Linked DNA regions of Homo sapiens: regions 1 and 2 are each linked to region 3. The links are chromatin loops, found by intact Hi-C in ENCODE. Cell type or tissue: mammary epithelial cell. All regions are shown on one strand.

Region 1 (8,000 bases), 66 kb after region 3:
AGGCCCAACATCCATAGGGCTCATCATCCATTGTTTTTCTTTTAAGTTTTCAATTTAATCCAAATAAGTCAAAAATTTTCAGGTACCTACTATCTGCCAGGTGCTGTGCCGTGCGCTGGGGCTACACAGATGGAGAGGGTGCATTCTTGGATCTCTAGTGTTTGGGTTTGGATTCATTCACCCACACTCTTTCACCAGTTCTCTTTGTTACTGGGGTGCTCATTTGTGAGCCCTGCTTCCATGGCTTGGAGAGTTTGTGGCTGTGGGCCAGGCTGAGCTTATGGAGCAAAGGGAGTTGGAACCTTAGCCATAGACATGATGTCTAAACCTGGATTTGGAAATCTTAAAAGTCCAGCCTATCTTGGGCCATGGGGTCAGTATTATTGATAACTCAATCCCAAGGACTGTGTTTTAAAAGGGTCTCCAACATCTGCATTTCAGGAACATCCTCTTACGTGAGTCAATAAGTTCCTTTTGAGCCACCCCCTACCCATCCCCATCCCTGAGCTGCTGTGGCTTCTAAACACTTGAATGTCAGTGATTAAGGGGAGCAGAAGACAAGCTGGGAGCCAGGAAAGTGTCACAGATGAGCACCGTGTCAGCAGCATTCTGGATGAGCTTCCCATTCCTTTCCTTTTCATTCTAAGTAGTCCTAGGAGCCCCCAAACTTTGAATCAGCCAGTACAATTTTGAGGGAGTCCAGTTGTCCGGAACTTGGGAGAACCATCCAGTGTCCATCTACACCCATGCCTCCATTTCTAGGCCTTATCTGGACACCTCTAGGAGGACAGCAAAGTTTCCATTTGTACAGCTTTTAAAAAGTCACCTGATGCTGACCCAGTCGGATTTCTCTGACAGTTAACTGTTTTCTTGGAGCTTTGATGAGCAGGGTTGTAAGTTTTCTAGCCATCAATTCAGATTCTAGTGCCTGATTAAACCTGGGCAAGGTAAGAGGGTTGTATAATTTTGGAAACTTGCTTTTCCTTCCCTCCCTCCCTCCCTTCCTTCCTTCCCTTTCTCCCTCCCTCCCTTCCTTCTCTCTCTCTCTTTCCCTCCCTTCTTTCCTTCCTTCTCTCTTTCACTCCCTCCCTCCCTTCCTTTCTGTCTCCCCCACTCCCCGTTTTAAGCAAGCTGGCTGAGAACTCTGTGTCCTCCACTTCAAAGGGCCAGTTGTCTTATTTTGATGTGGGCAGATTGAAAAGTAGGCTTTGAAAAGTAGGCGCTTTTTTTGTTTAATCTTTTCTCTTGGGATAGCTTTCAGAGCAATATATCCAAATGTCAGTGAGGGGGTTCTGACGAGCACGGATTCCCAGACTCTCAGCAGGATCATTCTCTAACAGAAATATAAAAGTGAAATATTAAAAACCCTGGAACGTGAACTCCATCTGCAGAGTACCCAGTGTCTTGCCTGCTTTCACCAAGGGAAAAAAAATAAATCTTGAAAAAAGAGGGAGGAGAAAAAAGTGTTTTGAGTAAGAGGTTTACAGGTTTAGTAGAGCATAGTAACATCCCCTCAAAGAAGTGGGTGTTGCTCTGTGACCCCCCAAAACGCTCCTCCTTTGACTCAGCCGCCAGAACACTCACCCTCCTCCGGCAGCACACCCCCTTTTCACATGCTAACTGAGGCGCCCGTGATTGGCTGAACAATAAACTGGTCACACTTGCTAAAGGGCTGCCGTCTTTCACACAATTAGCCAAGACACATTAATCAAGCTGGCGGGCCGGGGCTGCGCGGGCCTCCTGCAGTGGGGGAGGGGAGAGAGTTTGGTGAGTCTTAATAATACTCCACAGGAAGCAATAAAGAACCGCAAGCTGGAGAGGATTCTGCTATCAGAAAGTTGGAAGAGTTTAAAGCCCCAATGGATGCCGTAGCTAGAATGGACAGGAGTTGTGGCGCTGAAGATCCCAGAAACTTAGAGCAAATTGAATGTTGGTCTTGGCTAAAATCTGCTAGTAGAAGACAGTATTGTGCATTCAAATGGCGAACCTCTAGAGACATTTTTACAAAGTTCCTTTAGCCTTCTTAGCTCTCCCTACCACTCCCACGAAAATGCACTCAGGAGCCACTCCGCTTTGAAGACTGAAGCCCTGGGCAGTGGCTATGCCAAACCATACAGTGTAGGTTTCACCATCAGAACCAATAGAAAGGAGGAATATACAAGAAGCAGAGAATACCATTCTGGATGAGATTTCCATTCCTTTCCATTTCATTCGAAGTAGTCATAAGCACCCCCAAACTTTGAATTCAGCCAGTACAATTTGAGGGAGCCCAGCGGGGAGCCCAGTCGAGAGTTCTCTCAATTTAGAACAAATTAAGAGAAAGTATTAGCTGGAAAGGTATTGGTCCTAAACTAAGCATCTGAAGGGTATTAAAAATAGTTAATTTTGGGAGAGAAAAAGTTAACATTTGTATTTTTAATAATATTTTCTGATTTTTCTTTCTCAAATTCCCTTTAAATAGATGTTCCAATGGCAATACAGAGCTGATAAGATCATACCTTAGAAATCAGTTTGCTACAGAATCATGTAGAGCTTTTAAGAGAATCAACTAAATATTTAGACATTTCTCAACTAAAGTAAACGGAGGCCTTACTCCTCTGGAGGTTGTCCAGTCACCATCTCATTAGATGCAAAGATCCTGCGATAAAGAGAAACTTTTTTTCTTGCCTACATGATTGCAGCCCAGTTGTGGTTTTTAATGTGTCATTGATTGTTTCATCCAACTCCTTTTGCTCCACTGAAAGGGTCTGTCATAGCTCTGTTTGCTTCCTTAAACACGGTTTTTGAAAGCGCTCACGCTGTGTGAGCTCAAATCCTAGCATTAATGTACTGCTGGGTTCATTTCACCAAACTCAAAAGCGCTGAGTTTAAATCCCTCTCAATTCCATTTGAGGCACCAGAAGACTTTATCCTTCTCCACTAATGGTTCCAAGTTTACATCTAGATACTGGGGGTCAAGGACAGGAGAGGATTTAGAAATAACAGTGCATGACATTAGTCAATGCATTTGCCAAATTGGCAATTAGTTCCTGATGTGCGTGCAAAGCATTTTATTCCTGTCTCTTTGATGCTTGTTCCCATAAAGAAGGGAATAGGGTCCACAGAGGCCTTCAAACTTTTAAAGAAATATCTGCTGAAAATCATGCCTGATTTGTGACATGAGCTCAGCCGCAGGGAAGCATCCGGGATTATCCTGGTTATTTTAGTCCTAGGAAAGAACACTGCACGTGGGAAGTTTTTCCACTAGAAGAACGTAATGAAAATCAAAAGGCAGGAAAGCGGTACTAAAAGCCCTGCAGGGACCAGAATCAGATGTACCATAAGCGACAGGCCAAGGGATGCCCAGTTGTTTTTCAGTATGCTTGCTTTATCAACTTCTGACCACCAGGTGGAAGCAAGAAACAGCATGGATGGCATACTGACATCGGACAGCATCGTACTGCAGCAATGCAGCCTTGTTCTAGGAATGTCTCATTTTGACCTTAAATCCAGTGTGAGAGCTTCACTGCGTCTGAAACCACTATGAGACAGAAGATGATTAAAATGATCCTTGTCCCCACTGGGATGATAAAGAGCTATTCTGCTTTGGGCTCAATGAGTTCTGAGCAAGTCTCTGTGTTTGCTGTGAGCACAAGCTAAGGTCTGCATCTGGGTCGGCATCAGCTTGGTTGTATGAGCTATTAGCCAAGGGAGTTATTCAGTGGGTTGAACTAAGGGGAAAGATATTGATAAAAGAGGCTTTAACTGCAGGCATCAATTCATATGGAACTGTAAGTCCAAGCTCCCCCTTTTACTATCTGGGGTAACTTGAGGAAGTTACTTATTTCCTAGTTCTGTAATCTGCAAAATGGGAGAAATCCTATCATTGTAAAAGTGTTTCCTATGTGCCAGACACAGAACATACACAATTGCTAATCCTATTACTGCCTGCCAAGATCGATGCTGGGTGGAGTAGCCCGATTCTACAGATGAGGAAACAGAGGCTTTCTCCTAGGCTCACAGAGAGGTGTATACTTATTGGAAATGGCTGAAATCTGCATCCAAACCTTGTTCTCCTTTCATTAATCATGTTGTATCCCTCTGTCTCATTTTGCAGGATGAGTCTGAAAAATAAATTATATTGAATTGCATCTGCTATAGTGCCTAACTTTTAGTAGGTACTCAATAAAAGTTCCCATTCAGTTTTTTTTGTTGGTTTGTTTTTTTTTTTTTCTTTTTTTTTTTTTTTAGATGAAGTCTCACTTGTCACCCAGGCTGGAGTGCAGTGGCATGATCTCGGCTCACCGCAGCCTCCGCCTCCTGGGTACAAGCGGTTCTCCTGCTTCAGCCTCCCGAGTAGGTGGGAATACAGGCGCACGCCACTGAACCCAGCTAATTTTTGTATTTTTAGTAGAGACAGGGTTTCACCATGTTGGCTAGGCTGGTCTCGAACTCCTGACCTCAAGTGATCTACCTGCCTCAGCCTCCCAAAGTGCTGGGATTACAGGTGTGAGCCACTGCCTCCATTTGGTTTTTTACACAGTGTGGAAGTTCAGCTGCTCAGTGACTTGCCATGGTTCAGACCCAGTGACAGGTGTGTGAGAACTGATGCTATCTCTGCTCCCTTAGAAATATTGGCTTTCTTCTAGAGGTCAGAAATACCTCCAGGCACCAGAACTGACTTTTGTTTTTACTTGCATGGCCTAAACCTTGCCTGAATCCGCACATCCTAAGAGCTGACTCTGAGTTTTCAAATGCCTACCTAAGTCAGTTGTGTGCCCGTTAAGGCTGTTCTTATTTGGTGATGGGTCCATTCTGCTCCCCACACCTAGACTGCAGTAATATGTCTGCCCACTCTGTACCCACAGGGCCTTTCCCTGGGAGAATCCTTGTCATCTACATGCTACATAATGGGTATCTAGTAAGGGCTACTAAATCACAGACAACATTAGTGTTACCATTGTTAATTTCACCCAAACATGGTATAGTGGAAAGAGTGCTGAAGTTTTCTACAGAGCACACCTGACCACTTCTAGTGCTTCTAGTATTTTACACAAGCCCCCTACCTGGCACATAATAAGTAGTCAGTAGATATTTGTGAAATGAAATCAATGACTAAGAGTTAGAAAACCTGAGTTCTAGTTCCAATTGCACCCTCTTGGACTCTAAATAATTCTTATTGTCTGCTTTGCAAAGAAGAACATGTAAGTTATTATTCACCTTAATAATGGTAATAATAATTGAGGACTAACTATGAGCTAGACACTTTACATATTTTACTTTACTTTGATTCACAACAGCCTTATCAGATAGAGACAATGTTGTAAACCCTACTTTACTGATGAGAGAGCTGAGGCTTTGAGAGAGGTATGTGACTTGCTTAGGGTCACCTAACCAGGAAGGGGGTGACCTAGAATATCCACACCTGTTGGACTCCAAGTGGGTCGTAGCCGTATTCCACTTTACCTTAATTATCAAAGGGCAGATATAATGATTTGGTAATTAAAACAGTGCCCTAGACTGGGGACTGGCCATAAACTTTTGCAGGTTCATTTCCAAATGATTATGTCTTTCCACCCAGACGTGATTTTAGAATCTGTGAGCCTGGCGACATATTTCAGGAGTGTAATCTGAGTGGAGTTCCTACCCTGGGACTCCAGCAGCCTCCCTCGCTACAGCTAATGAAGCCACTGGCGTTCACTGAATCTATGAACCTCGATTGGGCTCATTACTGTCTCACTTCTGGAGCGCTGCTGAAAGCTCCTGGGGAGTTACTATTAACATCTTTATTAACCCGTCCCCCAAATCAGTCAGTGAAATTAATTTAGATACACAGCCACTTTGATCTTCATTAATGGTTGCTTCTAGTTTCTACATTTATTTTTAGTTTTCTCATCTTTAATTTATTTGGTGTCAATTATTAGTTTTTATTGAGGGAGGAGTAGATGATCTTAAAGTAATTAAGATTAGGAAAAATTGCAAGTGAGTGAAAGCAGGTAAAAAGTATTTTTTCTAAAGTAAAACTCCAAGAATATATACAATTTTAATTTATTAATTAAAAAATAATAAATAAATGTTCTTAATGTTAAAAAGAAATAAAAGTTCCTTCCAAGTTGAAGAATAAAAGAGGCCTGCCTCAAGGTGCCAAATAACATGTAAATGGCTCAAACCAGAGCCTCCTTCTCCATGTTTATGGCCAGTGCTTTGCACCATCAAGCTCTGTAAAACACAGAGCTGGGGCTGGGTGTGGTGGCTCACTCCTGTAATCCCAGCACTTTGGGAGGCCGAGGCGGGCGGATCACTTCTGTAATCCCACCACTTTGGGAGGCCGAGGCGGGTGGTTCACTTGAGATCAGGAGTTCGAGATCAGCCTGGCCAACATGGTGAAACCCTGTCTCTACTAAAAATACAAAAATTAGCCAGGTGTGGTGGCAGGCACCTGTAATCCCAGCTACTCAGGAGACTGAGGCAGGAGAATCACTTGAACCCAGGAGGCAGAGGCTGCAGTGAGCCAAGATCATGCTGCTGCACTCTAGCCTGGGCAACAGAGTGAGACTCCATCTCAGAAAAACAACAACAACAACAAAAGAAACACACATAAACAGAGCAGGTATACAAGTGGGCTCACCTGAGTTACTTTAACGTTTTTAAAGTAAGGTTTAATATATTTATTTCATTTTTATTTTTCATCCAACCATCTACTTCTTATTTATTCAGCAAATATGTATTGAATGCTAGGTACTAGGGACTGAGAGAGTAAAAAATAAATATGACACTGGTACCTGCCTTCCAGGAATATAGTCTAGAGGGGAAAATAAATAAATAATACAATGTGGGAAGTATACTACAGCAGCATTGCCTGGGGATCTTTAAGAAACTAGGGAAATCTTGGACTTGGCTGTGATATGACAAGAAAGAACAGGAAAATAAAAGAAAAGAAGGAACTAGGGAAATGGCCCTCTTAATTTGGGGAATTTAGGGATAGTTTTATTTATTTATTTTTTGAGATGAAGTCTCACTCTGTCACCCAGGCTGGGGTACAGTGGCGCGATCTTGGCTCACTGCAACCTCCGCCTCCAGGGTTCAAGTGATTCTCGTGCCTCAGCTTCCCAAGTAGCTGGGATAACAGGTGTGCGGCCCCATGCCCAGTTAATTTTTGTATTTTTAGTAGAGACGGGGGTTTCACCATGTTGGTCAGGCTGGTCTCTAACTCCTGACCTCAAGTGATCCACCCACCTCGGCCTTCCAAAGTGCTGGGATTACAGGCATAAGCCACCGTGCCTGCCCTAGGGATGGTTTTTAAAGAAAGAGATGTGAGCTTGGCCTCCCAAAGTGCCGGGATTACAGGCATGAGCCACTGTGCCCGGCCACCCCTGCTATTTTATTCAAAGGAAACAGAAGGGGGAAGGAACAGATTTATAGAGAAGGTAATGAGTATAAGGTTTTAACATTTTGAGATTAAGGTATCTGTGGAACCACAAAATGGAGATATCTAAAAAGCAAGTAGAAATATAAACTGTGAGTACAAAAGTCCAGCCTAGAAATACAGAAGTCACATGCTTAAATCGGTATTTAAAGCCTCAGGTGTGAATTTAGTTGCCCAAAGGAGAGAGTGTAGAGAAAGAAGAAAGGACAATGAGGGAACCCTGTGGGGCCAGTACTGCAGGACTGGGTAGAGGGAAGGGAGTCTTTAGAAGCTGAGAAGGAACAGCCAGAGGAGCTAAAGGAGACTAGTAGGTAATCCTAGCAATACCATGGAAATCATATGGCCAGCACTCACTGGAAGAGGGCTGGGTTCCATGCCTGTGTATTCTCAATGCTGAGCTCATTGGCTGCATGTGGTGGCCCTTCAATATTTGTGGAGACTACAAGGAGTTGTCAATGTCAAATGATGCCTCATTAAATACAACACTCACTGAAAAGCATGATCAAGCCATAGGTCAAAAATCATTTGTTGGGGTAGACAGAGTTCAGTCATAGCCCTGCCTCTAAGAGAGGGGAGAGTCCTGACTATGCCCATT
Region 2 (8,000 bases), 480 kb after region 3:
CGCAAATTAAAGTTTTTAATGATTACAATACTTTACTGTAAAGGGATTAATGGCTCTTTTAAAAGAAAGGTTCTCGGCCAGGTGCAGTGGTGCACACCTGTAATCCCAGCTACTCAGGAGGCCGAGGCACTAGAATCTCATAAACCCAGGAGGTGAAGGTTGCAGTGAGCCAGGATTGCTCCACTGCACTCCAGGCTGGGCTACAGAGCGAGACTCCATCTCAAAAAAATAAAAAGAAAGGTTCCCTGCCCTACCCCCTAGGACCCCATAGCTCCAGCTACGGCCCAAGGCTGGGGCAGGAATATCTCTTGAGGCCAGGTAGATTCTAGACTGAATAGCCACTGTACTACAGCTGACTGGACTAGATCTGAATTCCATTTAGCTGTTAAATGGGCAATTCGAACTAGTAATTTGACCAAAATTACATGCAGGGTAAGAAAACTAGTTCATTATCTTAGTGAAAGAAATAGCTTCTACACCTTCATTTTACATGTAAAATTGTATTTGAAGAATGCAGCTGTATATGCCTCACCTGTACCATTTAAATAAAACTATTTAAACATTTTATTACAGGTTCTAAATGAGAAGAAACTTCAAGAGGTTGATAGTTTATGGAAAGAATTTGAAACTCCAGAGAAAGCAAACAAAATGTAAGTACTCTTGAAATCAATAATTTAGCAGTTAACATTTAGGGCTTGTTTTATTTTTTACATTTTTCCCTGATTTATATAATGTTACATTCGTAGTTTTCTGTTTTGAAATCTGTTTCAGGAATAATTTTGGTATGAACCTAATTATTACAAATGTTTTACTTGGAATATAGGCCATCTCAATTAATTTGAAGGCAGTAGTCTCCCCCTTACCCACAGGGATTATGTTCCAGAAGACCCTGTGGATACTTTAAACCTCGGATAGTACCAAATGTGATTGCTGTCAGTAGGAACACATTTGTCTTCGTGTCTTCCACACACAAATGTAATACCTTTTTTATCTTAACTAAGCACTTACCGCACACAGGGGTTGTAACCTGCTTTTTGAGTTTTGCAACATCAAAACTAGCATGAACTACTTTTTCTTTCATCACAATTTCATGGAAGATTCATTCTTAGTGTAGATGTTAAATCTTTGGTTTTTTTGTTTGTTTTTTGAGACAGAGTCTTGTTCTGTCACCTAGGCTGGAGTACAATGGCGCAATCTCTGCTCACTGCAACCTCCGCCTCCTGGGTTCAAGCTATTCTTCTGCCTCAGTCCCCCAAGTAGTTGGGATTACAGGTGCCCACCACCATGCCCAGCTAATTTTTGTATTTTTAGTAGAGACAGGGTTTCGCCATGTTGGTCAGGCAGGTCTCAAACTCCTGACCTCAGGCGATCCGCCTGCCTCGGCCTCACAAAGTGCTGGGAGTACAGGCGTGAGCCACCACACCTGGCCTAAATCTTCGTATTTGTATGTATATTTAAGGGACCACACTAGTATGTTCCCTTACCAGATAAGAAAACCTTGCTTAAGATGACACTGTTGCCTGGTGTGGTGGCTCATGTCTGTAATCCTAGTACTTTGGGATACCAAGGTGGGTGGATCATTTGAGGTCAGGAGCTCGAGACCAGCCTGGCCAACATGGTGAAACCCCCTCTCTCCTAAAAACACAAAATTAGCCGGGCGTGGTGGCACATGCCTGTAATCCCAGCTACTGGGAGGAAGCTGAGGCAGGAAAATCCCTTGAGCCTGGGAGGCGGAAGTTGCAGTGAGCCGAGATTGCGCCACTGCACTCCAGTCTGGGTGTCAGAGTGAGACCCTGTCTCCAAAAAAAAAAAAAAAGATGACACTGTTTTAGGCAACTAGAAGACTAGTTTTCCTTCTTAAAGGGTTATATGCTTTGTTGGGTTAATCTGATTCGTTGTTGTCAATGATGTATTCTTCTTGGAACTGAATCTAAGTGATCTGACTCAATATTCGTCACTACCACTGAGACAACGATGAATCAACTATATGTTTCTTTCTGGATAAAATACTACCCTGAGGCTGGGCGTGATGGCTCACACCTGTAATCCCAGCATTTTGGGAGGCCAAGGCAGGCGGATCAGTTGAGCCCAGGAGTTCAAGACCAGCCTGGGCAATATAGGAAAACCCCATCTCTACCAAAAACAAAAATTAGCTGGGTGTGGTGGTGCACACCTATAGTCCTAGCTGCTTGGGAGACTGAGGCTGGAAGATCCTTTGAGCTCGGGAAGTCAGGGCTGCAGTGAGCTGTGATTGCACCACTGCATTCCAGCCTGGGTGACAGAGTGAAGTGAGACCCTGTCTCAAAAACATAAAGGGGGCCGGGCACGGTGGCTCACGCTTGTAATCCCAGCACTTTGGGAGGTCGAGGTGGGTGGATCACAAGGTCAGGAGTTTGAGACCAGCCTGGCCAATATGGTGAAACCTCTTCTCTACTAAAAAATACAAAAAAATTAGCCAGCCATGGGGGCTGGGCACGGTGGCTCACGCCTGTAATCCCAGCACTTTGGGAGGCCAAGGCGGGCGGATGATGAGGTCAGGAGATGGAGACCATCCTGGCTAACACGGTGAAACCCCGTCTCTACGAAAAATACAAAAAATTAGCCAGGTGTGGTGGCGGGTGCCTGTAGTCCCAGCTACTTGGGAGGCTGAGGCAGGAGAATGGCATGAGGCAGGAGAATGGCATGAACCTGGGAGGTGGAGTTTGCAGTGAGCCGAGATTGCGCCACTGCACTCCAGCCTGGGCGACAGAGTGAGACTCTGTCTCAAAAAAAAAAAACAAAAACTAGCCAGGCATGGTGGCACAGGCACATGCCTGTAATCCCAGCTACTTGGGAGTCTGAGGCAGGAGAATTGCTTGAATCCGGGAGGCAGAGGTTGCAGTGAGCCGAGATCGCACCACTGCACTCCAGCGTGGGTGACAGTGAGATTCTGTCTCAAAAAAAAAAACAAAAAACCATAAAGGGTTAGGATGTAACAAGAATGAGACCTGACAATAAGCTATTTTTTTTAATGGCATTTGTACAGGATAGACAAATGAATATCATGAGATTCCTAAAAAGGACTCACGTACGTTTTCTTGAGTCAATTCTATGCTGTATAATAAAGTCATCTCTGTACAGCTTTATGCAACAGGGGTTTGTATTAAAGCTTCAACATCTTTACTCTTGGCCAAAATTTCCTCCAAAGCCTACAACTTTCTTTTAATAATCCAAGCATTACTAGCCTAACATTTAGAAAAACTAGTAATTGTATGAAGAATATCTAACTTCACACCCTGATACACAATGGTAGGCATGTTTTATTGGTGTGTGCTTTGGAAACAGTCAAGCACTTCTTTCCAAGTTATGTGGCTTTTGAATCAACGCACTGCCCCCAATAACATGTTTATCTCTTTTTTTTTTAATTCTAGAGTAAAGCTAAAACATTTTGAGAAATTTCAGGATACAGCAGAAGCATTAGCAGGTAAAGTAAAAAATTAGAAGCTTGCTTTTTTGAAAAAATTAAGTCTTAGCCGTTTGTTTTTCTTGTTTAAAAGGTTGTTTGCTTCAGTTGCCTGTGTTAACCTTATTCAATGTTGTCAATGATGCATTCTTATTGGAACTGAATTTAAGTGATCTGACTCATTCGTCACTACCACTGAGACAACATTGAGTTAGCTTTTTTCACCATAGGGCTGGTTTTCCCCATGTGTGAGGAGAGGTGAGAAGTGGTTAAGTTGATCTCCCTGTGGAAACCAGCAACATAATGCTGAAGCACAATTCAGTAAAAGGTGTTCTACAAGGGACCAAGGTAATGTGGTCAAGTATACAGCTCTCTCCTCATTTTAATCCAAGGGTAGAGTTGTAATCCTGAGAACAGCCAGGATTCACAGTTGAAAAATAATTTAAAAAGCTCTTCTGGGGGTATAGATTTTTAGTTCAAAAAAACATATCAATATTCAGAGTTATACAGAAACTGACAGAGGTGTTATTTTTAAAAGATTCAGAAGAATGGATGACTCATACTCTTCAACTAGATTTCATCACGGGACAACAGAGTGATCGGGTTTATTTACTGTAATTGACTGCAGTAGGTCTTACAGTTTTGTTTTTTTAAGTGTTAGGGAAAACAGGAAGAGCAGATATAAAGCCCAAATCATTAAATTTTCAACTGCCTGAATTCTTTATCACAAATCAGCCAACTATTTGGCGGTGTAGTTTGAAAATGAAGGACCGTGAGGAAGAATATGGCTTAAAGCTGGGCAAGAATATGACAGATGCAAAAAATTTTGTTAAATAACCACAGGAGAAAGGTACAGTTTTTGTCTGAAAATTTGGAATCCAACTAAACATGCTGGAACATAACAGACCACCCTAACCTTGGCAGAGGGGTAGGCTGAAGGAAGACCCATAGGGCCAGTTTCTTTGTTTTATAAACATAGTTCTAGGGCTGCTTCACCAACTCTTCAGTAATTAGAGTTATATACAGCCATAAAAAAAACTGTGGTAATATTAACTTGGAGAATTTTTAAAAAGATAGCCTGTTCATCACAGCTTTTAAGTATGGGTAAACATTTGGTAAGATTCCAAGCAAGATTGTGTTAGCTGTATTCAAACTCTAGGGGGTGTTGTTGACATAGACTGGGATATGAACAGTTCCTAGTCCTGATCTCAAGTAGCCTCTTCTGAATTCCTTTTTGCATACGATCTTTAATCTGCTTGGGATATATCTGGCCAGTCCTTATTAAACTGTATTAAATGGACAAGCCAAGCTTTTGCTCAAACAAGCAGGTTTTTACTATTAATACCTAATATATTGAGCACATACTGATTGTCAGATTTATGCTTATGATTTCATAATTGTTATTTAATTCTTGAATCCTGTGAGGCAGATAACCATCATCTCTATGTTACAGATGATAAAACTTGAAATTTAAGCAGTATTTCCAGATTCATTTACCTAGCTTCTTTGTATTATTTAAAATAATGTACAATAAGGCTGGGTGCGGTGGCTCATGCCAGGAATCCCAGCACTTTGGGAGGCCAAGACAGGCGGATCACCTGAGGTCAGTTCAAGATCAGCCTGGCCAACATGGTGAAACCTCGTCTCTACTGAAATTACAAAAATTAGCCGGGTGTGGTGGCACACACCTTAGTCCCAGCTACTCGGGAGGCTGAGGCAGGAGAAACACTTGAACCTGGTAGGCAGAGATAGCACTGAGCCAAGATTGCACCACTGCACTCCAGCCTGGGCAACAGAGCGAGACTCCTTCTGGAAAATAACATAAAATTAAGTAGTGTACAGTAAATGGACAAAATGCCATAGTAGTTGAGAATTTAAAGTCAATTCCCCCCAGTCTAAGCTCCATGAGGGCAGAGACTGTTCTGTACTGTCAAATTCCTAGACGCTAGCAAAGTATACAGCTATAGAAGGTTTATAATAAATATTTTGGGGAAAATGAATGAAAATAGTGAATTTTATCAGGAATGCTGTCATAGAAACATTTACAATGCCTTTTCCTATCTGTTTTCACCAGAAAGTTAAATGAACATCAGCTAATTAAGAAAGCAGAATCCTTCCCCTGGGAATTCAGTTCTCACTGCCTATTATAAGGCAGTTTTGACATGACAGAACCACAACTAAATGGCTGTAAATGTCACAGTGTACATTTTAAACCTCATAGCCTTAGAGTTTGATGAGACCAGGCACAGTGACTAACACCTGTAATCCCAACACTTTGAGGGGCTAAGATGGGCAGGAATTTAAGATCAGCCTGGGCAATATAGCAAGACCCCCTCTCAAAAAAGATTTTTTTTTTTTTGGAGATGGAGTTTCATTTTGTCACCCAGGCTGGAGTGCAGTGGCATGATCTCGGCTCACTGCAGTCTCCACCTCCTGAGTTCAAGTAATTCTCCCAGGAGGCTGGGTTCAGCCTCCAAAGTAGCTGAGATTACAGGTGATACCACCATGTCCAGCTAATTTTTGTATTTTTTAGTAGAGACGGGGTTTTGCCTGTTGGCCAGGCTGCTCTGGAACTCCTGACCTCAGGTGATCCACCCGCCTTGGCCTCCCAAAGTGCTGGGATTACAAGCATGAGCCACCGTGCCTGGCCATCATTTTTTTTTTTTAAATAAAGAAATAGGGTCTGTTGGGGTGTGATGTTGAATTTGTATTGGTCTCAGACATTCATATATGCTATTTGCATGAAGTGGTTTATTTTTATTCTTGATTGTGTTTTCAACTTGCAAGTCTTTTTTTTTTTTTTTTTGATACTGATCTTCGGCTGGAGTACAGGGGCGCGATCCCAGCTCACTGTAGTCTCTGCCTCCTGAGTAGCTGGGATTACAGGCTCATGCCACCACGCTCACCTAATTTTTGTATTTTTAGCAGAGATGGGGTTTCACCATGTTGCCTAGGATGGTCGCATCTCCTGACCTCGTGACCCGCTCACCTCAGCCTCCTGAAGTGCTGGGATTATCCATTTGATCATAATTCGAATGGATATACGATCAGGAGGGAAGAGCAAGACCTGACTTATTAAGCACAAACTGCCTGACCTTGGAAATTGTTGATAGACCTTCATTCCTGCCAAGCATTTTTCTTTTCTTTTTCTTTTTCTTTTTTTTTTTTTAGATGGAGTTTTGCTCTTGTCACTTAGGCTGGAGTGCAATGTCACGGTATCACTTTAACCTCCACCTCTGGGTTCAAGCGATTCTCCTACCTCAGCCTCCCGAGTAGCTAGGATTACAGGCGTGAGCCACCAGGGCCAGCTAATTTTTGTATTTTTAGTAGAGTGTTTCGTCATGTTAGCCAGGCTGGTCTCTCGAACTCCTGACCTTAGGTGATCTGCCAGCCTCAGCCTCCCAAAGTGCTGGGATTACAGACTTGAGCCACCACGCGCAGCCCAAGCATACTTTTTATGTTTTTTGTTTTTGTTTTGTTGAGACAGGGTCTGTCACCAGGCTGCTGGAGTACAGCGGCATGATCATGACTCACTGCAGCCTTGAACTCCCTGGGCTCAGGTGATTGTCCCAGCTCAGCCTCCCCAGTAGCTGGACTACAGGCACATGCCACCACACCCAGCTAATTTTTGTATTTTTAGTAGAGACAGGGTTTCGCCGTGTTGGCCAGGCTGGTGGTACACACCACCATGCCTGGGTAACCCAAGCATACTTTTACCTCAGTCAAATGTCAGATAAATTTCAGAAGAGGTATTAGTTCGTGTGGGTCCAGAAAAAGGGAATATAGGTCTAAGGAAGGGTGAGAAATATAAAGCAGCTGATTTAGAACTTGCCAGAAATACCAGCGGTCTCAAAATAGAATAGGCAGCCTTTGCTACTAAGTTTTACATTGCTGGAGGTGTACAAGTGGAGATACAAGCAAAGCTAAGGCCTTCACTCAAACATGTTTATATTATGGCAGAACTTTGAAAATGATTACACTCATTTTTACTAGTTTTGATGTGATTTTAGGATATTTCAGGACAGTCTATTTGAAATGACAAAGGAAAGTGAGTCTGTTTTGTCTTCCCAAAAAGATTGTTTCTAAGATTTCATGATTCTCCCTTGAGTTCATGAGAAGATTCTTGTGAGAAGGAAAGAAACCCTGGACCTGATTTTACCCCTGGCTCTGTAGCAAAAATGAGGGTGGGAAGATCAAATGAAATTGTGAAACATGTAACTTATAAAACATATATCATTTCATTTCAGAAGTAACATTAAATTCAAGCCCTTTGAAAGGCCTATTTTATTTTTTTAAGTGTCAACTAGGGCAAGGTCTCAAAGTTAAAAATTTGAGAGTTAATGCTTTTGTTTTTCTTTTTCTTGAAAAGCATTCACAGCTCTGATGGAGGGCAAAATCAATAAGCAGCTGAAAAAAGTTCTGAAGAAAATAGTAAAAGAAGCCCATGAACCGCTGGCAGTAGCTGATGCTAAACTAGGAGGGGTCATAAAGGTAAAGTCACGATATTTTTGGTCATGCCTGCTAGTCAGATCTCACAGCATACCAACTACAAAGCCTA
Region 3 (8,000 bases):
AATGCAGTTCATTGAAATAGACATAAGTACTTGCCTTTTCTGTCACCTACCTGGTTGCCATTGCTTATAGTTCACATCCTGTGATTGGCTGCCCACTGGGAGGAATTGAAGAGAGTTCTTCCCACTTCCCTATCCTTAAAAGTCATACAAGACAAGGATCTTCCTCGTCTCAAACGGCAAAAAGACTGAAAGCAATGGCTTTTCTTCCCCAGAGTGATCCACAAGTGTGGAGTGGTATGTGATGCAGCCTCTGGGAGGTGATGATATTTGGACTAATTTTAATAATGTTGCAATATGATATATTTTTAATGTACTATTTGCAAAATTCTTTGTGTGTGCATTTTATCCTCAAAACAACCCCATACTAGGAATAATTATTCCCAAAATACAGATGAAGAAACTGAGGCCCAGTGACCTGTCCAAGTTAATTCAGCTATTCTAAGTGGGAGACTCAAACCCAGGTCTCCAAACTCCAAATACTCTGCTTTCTCCCTACTTCAACCCCTAATGAATCAAGGTGTTTTTATTTTATTTTTTATTTTTTGAGACAGGGTCTCACTCTATCACCAAGGCTGGAGTACAGTGGGGCAACCATGGCTCACTGCAATCTCGAACTCCTAGGCTCAAATGATCCTCCTGCCTCAGCCTCCTGAGTAGCTGGGACCACAGGCAGGTACCACCATATCCAGATAATTTTTTGATTTTTTGCAGAGACAGGGTCTCCCTATGTTGCCCACACCAGTCTTGAACTCCTGGCCTTAAGTGATCCTTCCACCTCAGCCTACCCAAAGTGCTGGGATTACGGGTGTGAACTACCACGCCCGGACAAATTAAGGTGTTAAGTAGAGTTCAGGACTAATATAAAAAGTGCGGTTTAAGAAAGGGATGATAGAGGATGACAGAAATGAAATAACAAGGTCAGTGAAGGCCAGTATTAAAAACTGAGGATAAGATTCATGGGAGGGTGGTACAGGGATATGCCTTAGAGGGGGATCGGAATGAATACTAAGTAAACATTGGTTCCAGGGGCCCATCCTGTGTGTGTGTATGTGTGGGTGTGTGGGAGAGGTGTATTCACATTTATATAAGTACTCTTATTTAATTTGACAAGTGTTTATTAGGACTCTAAAAGAGGTAGAAGATCTAGTTCATACCCTGACAGTATACTTACCATCTTGTGAGGAAAACAATAAAAATAGTGATTAGAATGAACAAATCAGGATCAGGCGCAGTGACTCATTCCTGTAATCCCAGCACTTTGGGAGGCCAAAGTGGGTGGATCACCTGCGGTCAGGAGTTCAAGACCAGCCTGGCCAACATGGTGAAACCCCGTCTCTACTAAAAATACAAAAATTAGCCGGGTGTGGTGGTGCACTCCTGTAATCCCAGCTACTCGGGAGGCTGAGGCAGGAGAATCACTTGAACCCAGGAGGTGGAGGTTGCAGTGACCCAAGATCATGCCACTGCACTCCAGCCTGGGTGACAGAGCGAGAACGTCTTTAAAAAAATTAAAAAAAAAAAAAAAGATTGCACAAATCAGACAGTGACCCAGAGCTCAGCCTTGAGGAAAGTCAGTGTTGGGGAGGGGAGGGCAAAGAAGCAAGTAAAGGTTTAGCAGACATGGCACCTCAGTCTGGACTTGAAGGAGGGCTAGGCACAAAGGAAGGGGAACATGTCAGATGAGAAACACGTGAAGGTTCAGCCAGATGAGCAAGGAAGGTTGGTTAGAAAGAGGAGCTGCTGGTGTGGCTCCTGTGAACACAGGTAGGTAGGGCACGATAGAGTCAGGCAGTTAGAAGCCAAGCTGAGGAATCGACACTTGATTCCATAGGTAAGTAGGGGAACTTGAGGATGTTTAATCAGAAATGGTCAAAGAGGCATTTAAAAAAACAAACTGCAGGCGGGGCGCAGTGGCTCACGCCTGTAATCCCAGCATTTTGGGAGGCCGAGGCGGGTGGATCACAAGGTCAGGAGATCGCGACCATCCTGGCTAACACGGTGAAACCCTGTCTCTACTAAAAATACAAAAAATTAGCCGGGCGCGGTGGCGGACGCCTGTAGTCCCAGCTACCCAGAGAGGCTGAGGCAGGAGAACGGCGTGAACCCGGGAGGCGGAGCTTGCAGTGAGCGGAGATAGCGCCACTGCACTCCAGCCTGGTCGACAGAGCAAGACTCCGTCTCAAAAATAAATAAATAAATAAATAAACCGCAGAAAGATCTTCTGCGCTTTCAAAGTACAGTCGTAGTCTGGGTACCTTATTCTACTTAACTATTAAAATAGAGATTGTGTGTTTGTGTGTGTGTGTGCATGTTACATTTTTTATTCTTACTAAATTAGATTACATTTCCTCTCTCAAGTTAAACAAGGTAGTTAAGAATAACTTAGATTATTGTTTTTAAAAAATATATGCTGAGATTCTAAGTGGATGAGATCTTAGAAAAGGGGCACTCACCCCTCATTGACATCTGGGAGTATTTTACTATGTGGCTGAACTTCATGCAAGAAGATAAAGCCCAAAGTGAAGAGCAAAGACCTGCTGATGACATGCGGTAATTTGGAGGAATGATTTAAATAGCAATGCTTCTATTCATCTCATACCAAAAAATAATGAGTGGACTGAATGATTAATCACCAGCTGCAGGTAAGCAGATGCTAGCTTGCTATTTTTAAAATGGAAGCACATGCTGTTTGAGACTGGTTGAGACACATTCATAAATCCTATATTGACTTATAAGTAATTAGACATCAAAGCAAGAATATTTTAATAAAATGTAAATATCTATATTTAAATAAAATGTTCTTCTATATCTGAATAGTTTTATGCAATGTGTGCCTAATGGTGTTATACTTCCCTGTCTTTTTCTTTTCTTGTCTCAGTGTTGTTGGCAAAGCCTGTACTGTTGACATGGCCTAGCATTCTGATCTCAAGCTGGGCATTACAAGCACCCTGGTTGGTTTGTTTTTTTCTTTTTAAAATTTCTTTCTTTTTTTTTCTAAAAATTAAGAGCAGTAGTTTAGGGCTAAAGAGCTTCTTTTTTCATATTACAATGCATAACACATACATTTCTATATACGTTTTTATTTAAAAAGCATTAGTCCCCCATCTACCAAAAAATCATGCCTCAGATATTTATTTGCAAGTGAATTGTTTTCCCATAGAAACAGTGAGGTTAATAATGGTTTAGTTCCTGGGCTTACTTACAATTACTGATTTATGATGTCGTTCTTAGCTGAAAGCAATGCTTTTGCAGTATTTTGTAATTTAGAAAATGAGAAGAAAAAACCCTTGGTATGGAGTGAGTCATTTTTCATGAATATCGGTGCTTAGAGAAAAGCATGTTTCAGGGTACCAGGACCGAGAGATCCACGGAAACCATGGAGTTGTGGGGCACAGCGAAGAAGGGGTTGGTGAGCAGAAACAGCACCCTGCCCAGCCATATGGGAGCCCAAAGCAGAAGGAACAATGTGTGCCTTTATACTTATGGATATCAAAATATCCTTCCACATATTGAATCAAGTAGAAAAATTAATATAATTCCTATAATTTGGGAAACACCTATATATAAAGCCCTGTGTTGTCGATCTGTTCTCACATAGAGATCAACCCTCTCTGTAGGGGCTGGGGCAGAGAGGAGGATGGGGAGGGGGGGCCCTCCTGGCAGCCCAGTGACCTGGGACCTGTGGACTGATTGGAAACCACTATTCTCTTTTTAAAATTCTGATACTGATTATTTTGCTCGTCATAGATTTTTGTGCATTAATTTTTATTTTAATTATTATTATTTTTTTAGACTGAGTCTCACTCTGTTGCCCAGGTTGGAGTGCAGTGGTGTGATCTCAGCTCCCTGCAACCTTCACCTCCCAGGTTCAAACGATCCTCCTGCCTCAGCCTCCCGAGTAGCTGGGACTACAGGTGCCCGCCACCACGCCCAGCTAATTTTTGTATTTTTAGTAGAGATGGAGTTTCACCATGTTGGCCAGGCTGGTCTCGAACTCCTGACTTCAGGTGATCCACCCGCCTCAGCCTCCCAAAGTGCTGGGATTACAGGAGTGAGCCAGCGCATCCAGCCTATTTTAATTTTAAAGTTTGTTTTAGAAATATTGCATTATAAGATTATTTATTATTTTTATGCATTTAACTACTGAGTGTTTTGGGGTCCCCTTATGCTTCCTCTCAGTCCCAGCACCCATGGGAAACAGTGAGGAAGGGAGCTACATAAGGGGTCCCCCAGGCGAAAATATTCCCTCTTTTTCTTTTTCTCCATTCTTTTTCTTTCTTCCTCTCTCCCTCCCTCTCTTCCTTCCTTTTTTCCTTTCCATTTTCTTTTCTTACTTTGCACCTCCATCCCTGGCTGCTATAGAAGACTCTGCTATGGGCAGGAGCCAACTGGATACTAGGGGCTGGGAGCTGGGAGGAGGACAGAATTTCTGAGGGGTGAATGGCCTAATCAGTTTTACACAAAGCTTTAAAATACTTAATTTTTAAAAAGTGTGGTTAGCCCCTCTACATTTCAGAGCCTTGGGGCCAAGTCCGGCTTGTCTGGCCCTAGCAACTGCTAGGCTTATGTATGTGATAAAGGCAGTTGGAAGAGTGAGAAAATGTTATGAAGCAACTGGATAGGGCAAAGAAAAAAGATTTTTTAACAAAGGATGTGTGTACATTTGAGAAAGAGTGCCTGAGGTGGAACCAACTTGGCTGTGAGTAGCAAAGTCCAAGGAAAATTGGGGTAGGTGAAGAGGTTTGGGGTTTGGAAGGGCATCATCATCTTGAAAAAAAAGTTGGGAGGGAAGAAAAGTTGATTTGGTCAGTTCTCCATCCTGACCACCGAGTGGTGCTGTCGGTACAAGGCTGTCTTCTTTCTGGAAAGAGAGCCAGAAAGTGTCCAGGCACCCTGGGATTGAGATGGGAAGAGGGAGTCTTAGAGGATCTCCCACACAATTTGTGAATATCAGAAATTTACAAATCAGGTTTTGCAACTTGCATTTATTTGTATTTTATACATCCACAAAACATGCAGCATATTTTAAAGTAATAATAACTTGCAGAAGACTTTTCAAACAGTTCTAAAATTACTGTTTTTAGTACTGCGGAGTGTGCTGAACTTCATGAAAAAGGAGGGTTTCCAGGCCAGACCACTTTATTCTGACACAGCAGGAAACTTTAGGATAATATTAAAGAAGTTAATGGGAGCGTTTCAGTGTACTTCACAGGAATTAACAAGTTGTACAAAGATATCATCATTCTTTAGTCAATAGGCTGGGCACTTCTATAGTGGACTGATTGTTCTGCATGTACACTGACTGTGAGGGAGTGCTAGAGAGAGAGACATGGAATTGAAGACAGCAGGTGGAGGAAGCTCACCTCAGCCTCTATTTTAGTAATGCATGTTTCCTGTCAGAGAGGAAGTTTTTTCACATGAGTATCAAAAAGCAAATCCCACATACAAGGAATGATGTGCTGAGCTCTCAGACCCATTGTGTCAGGGGAAAGGGTGCTTACTCACAGTACCCAGGTCCTCATTGTTGGAGATATGGCTAAGTCCCTAGTGTCAATACCAGTGAGTTTATTTATTTATTTTTATTTTTTCAAGACAGAGTTTTGCTCTTGTCACCCAGGCTAGAGTGCAATGGTGCAATCTTGGCTCACTGCAACCTCTGCCTCTCGGGTTCAAGCAACTCTCCTGTCCCAGCCTCCCAAGTAGCTTGGATTACAGGTGCACACCACCACACCCAGCTAATTTTTGTATTTTTAGTAGAGACGGGGTTTCACCATGTTGGCCAGGCTGGTCTCAAACTCCTGACCTCAGGTGATCCACCCACCTCGTCCACCCAAAGTGCTGGAATTATAGGCGTGAGCCACTGATCCCAGAACCAGTGAGTTTAAATTCTAGTTCTGATATCTATGCTCTAAAAAACTTTGAACAATTTGCAGTTTTCTTATTCAAAATTGGGGGAATAAATATCTACATCACAGAATTAACTAAGATAATGTATGCAAAGTGCTTGTTTAGAACAGATACAAAATGGTAGCCATATTCGGTGATAATGCCTACTGAAGGAAGGCAGAAGCAAGCGCGGGCACAAAAACTCTGGTATGACTCATCATCTCCACATTCTTAAATTGTATGGAGAAGGAAAATGGTGAAGTAGGCTAAAAGTATGGCCTCTGCAGCTGATCCACCTTGGTTCAAATCCTAGTTCTACCACATCTTGCTTATTTGGGCAAATTATTTAATAATTTTGCCACAGAATGGTTATGAGTAAATGTAAGTAAACCATGTGTTTGCCTTCTTATTTTCACTTCCTAGAGCCAGAAGACTTGGACTAAATTCATGACAAGTTGCCTCACTCTGGGACCTGATTGTGCTATATTTGCAACCTGTTCTTTATAAAAAGAACGTTGAGTCATTCTTTTAAAAATTCATGCTGTTATACTGAGAGTGGAAAATTAAATATAAAGTTGTGGTTCTCCATTTCAGGGGAATCACATCATCAGTTCAAGTCCTTTCTGGAATTTTCCCATAGTCCATTCAGACTCAAGAAACCAATCAACCGTATAAATGCAAAGAAAAACAGAAAGTATCCAGTCTGTAGAAGCATAATTTTCTTTTTTGTTTAGACTGGAAGAAAGAAGTCTTCCACTTTCCCTGCTTCTACAGCTATCCCAAGTATTCCTACAGTTTGAGATGACGAGTCCTTTTTTAGGTACAGTGTTCAGTACACAGCAGTCCCCCTTTATCTGTGAGCGGCGAGGGATATGTGTTCCAAGACCTACAGTGGATGCCTGAAATCAAAGCTAGTACCGAACATCTATATACACTGCGTTTTTTCCTATACATACATGCCTATGATAAAGTTTAATTTATATTGGGGACAATATGAGATTAATAACAAAAACTAATAATAAAATAGAACAATTGTAACAATATATCAGCATCACTAGTCTTGCGCTTTGAGGCCATTAGGTAAAATAAGGGTTATTGAACACAAGCGCTGAGATACAGTTGATCTGATAACCTAGAGGGCTACAAAGTAACGAATAAGAGGGAAGAATATACAGGGTGAATAAGCTGGACAAAGGGATGATTCACATCCTGGGCAGGTTAGTGTGAGATTTTTATCACACTACTCAGGATGGCGTGCAATTTAAAACTTATGCGGTGTTTATTTCTGGAATTTTTCATTAAATATTTTCAAACTGTGGTTGACCACGGGTAACTGAAACCATGGAAAGCAGAACCATGGATTGGGGAGGACTACTGGAATGGCATTGTTTCACAAGCTAAGCCATTCTGTCACAAGAACACCTTGCAATGAGATTTCCTTACCTGCCTGTGCAATGTCTTTTTTTTTTTTTCACGTCAAATGCTTTCCAGTAGATTTAGAATGTGGACCTACACATATGGAATCACTCAGCATTCTTGAGCATTCCATTTGTAGTTAAAAGAATTTTGATCCACAACCAGTAATCTTGTTTCAGGAGTGAAGTCCAGGATGTGGAGAAAGCCTGAATGAGAGGCAGGAATCTAGTATCAAGGCAAGGACCATGGAATTTAAGGCTAGAAACCTAAGCATATTATTCGCAGGCCCCAAGAATGGTCTTTTAAAGTCAGTAAAAACTGAATAACTCACCAGTTTCGAACCTTACTCTTTATTAAAAACAATGGAAACAGAAGATAACACTGGAATTTGCAACATCAACTTCATTGTGAAAAGCAAGTACAAGTAAACAAATAGCATACTATTATGAAATAATAGTATGATATAAAGAAAGAACAGATAGGTATGTGTGTAAGGCTACAAAGGAGACCTAGATACCATGTGCCTGCAGTTCTGTTGACTGTCAGCAGACAGCACTCTCAGCATGTCAGTTTCAAGTTAGGGTACTCCAGGAAGAAGTGTGACTTAAGAATTGGCTGGGCGTGGTGGCTCACACCTGTAATCCCAGTACTTTGGGAGGCTGAGGCAGGTGGATCACCTGAGGTCAGGAATTCGAGAC

What was found. Hi-C counts contacts between places; a loop is a spot of excess contacts. Peaks named below come from ENCODE experiments on the same cell type or tissue, not always from the same donor. Only the 100,000 strongest peaks of a DNase experiment are listed, where the experiment ranks them.
Region 1: it touches region 3 in a loop (7-fold over the local background); 32 of 110 quality-filtered maps call a loop at or near these places.
Region 2: a loop joins it to region 3, with 4 times the contacts of the local background. A loop is called at or near these places in 9 of 110 quality-filtered maps.

The regions. Positions count from the first base shown.
Region 1 is chr2:201,857,353-201,865,352 of GRCh38, forward strand. All of the region lies in intron 10 of CDK15 (cyclin dependent kinase 15), which reads left to right. Among named protein-coding and RNA genes, the nearest start is that of CDK15, 55 kb to the left of the region's middle. In mammary epithelial cell, a CTCF peak has its summit at 3,391 (motif pointing right); a DNase peak (open chromatin) is centred at 3,399.
Region 2 is chr2:202,274,540-202,282,539 of GRCh38, forward strand. It overlaps NOP58 (NOP58 ribonucleoprotein), which reads left to right. Exons shown (of 15, transcript NM_015934.5): 2 at 574-650; 3 at 3,411-3,463; 4 at 7,812-7,933. It overlaps SNORD70 (small nucleolar RNA, C/D box 70), which reads left to right and starts at 1,892; the gene lies at 1,892-1,979. SNORD70B (small nucleolar RNA, C/D box 70B) reads left to right here and starts at 3,574; the gene lies at 3,574-3,648. In mammary epithelial cell, a CTCF peak has its summit at 4,599; DNase peaks (open chromatin) are centred at 1,952, 3,672 and 4,032; H3K27ac peaks cover 4,152 bases.
Region 3 is chr2:201,791,246-201,799,245 of GRCh38, forward strand. No RefSeq gene overlaps it. Among named protein-coding and RNA genes, the nearest start is that of CDK15, 11 kb to the right of the region's middle. In mammary epithelial cell, CTCF peaks have their summits at 4,831 and 7,845; DNase peaks (open chromatin) are centred at 4,836, 7,206 and 7,836; H3K27ac peaks cover 2,763 bases.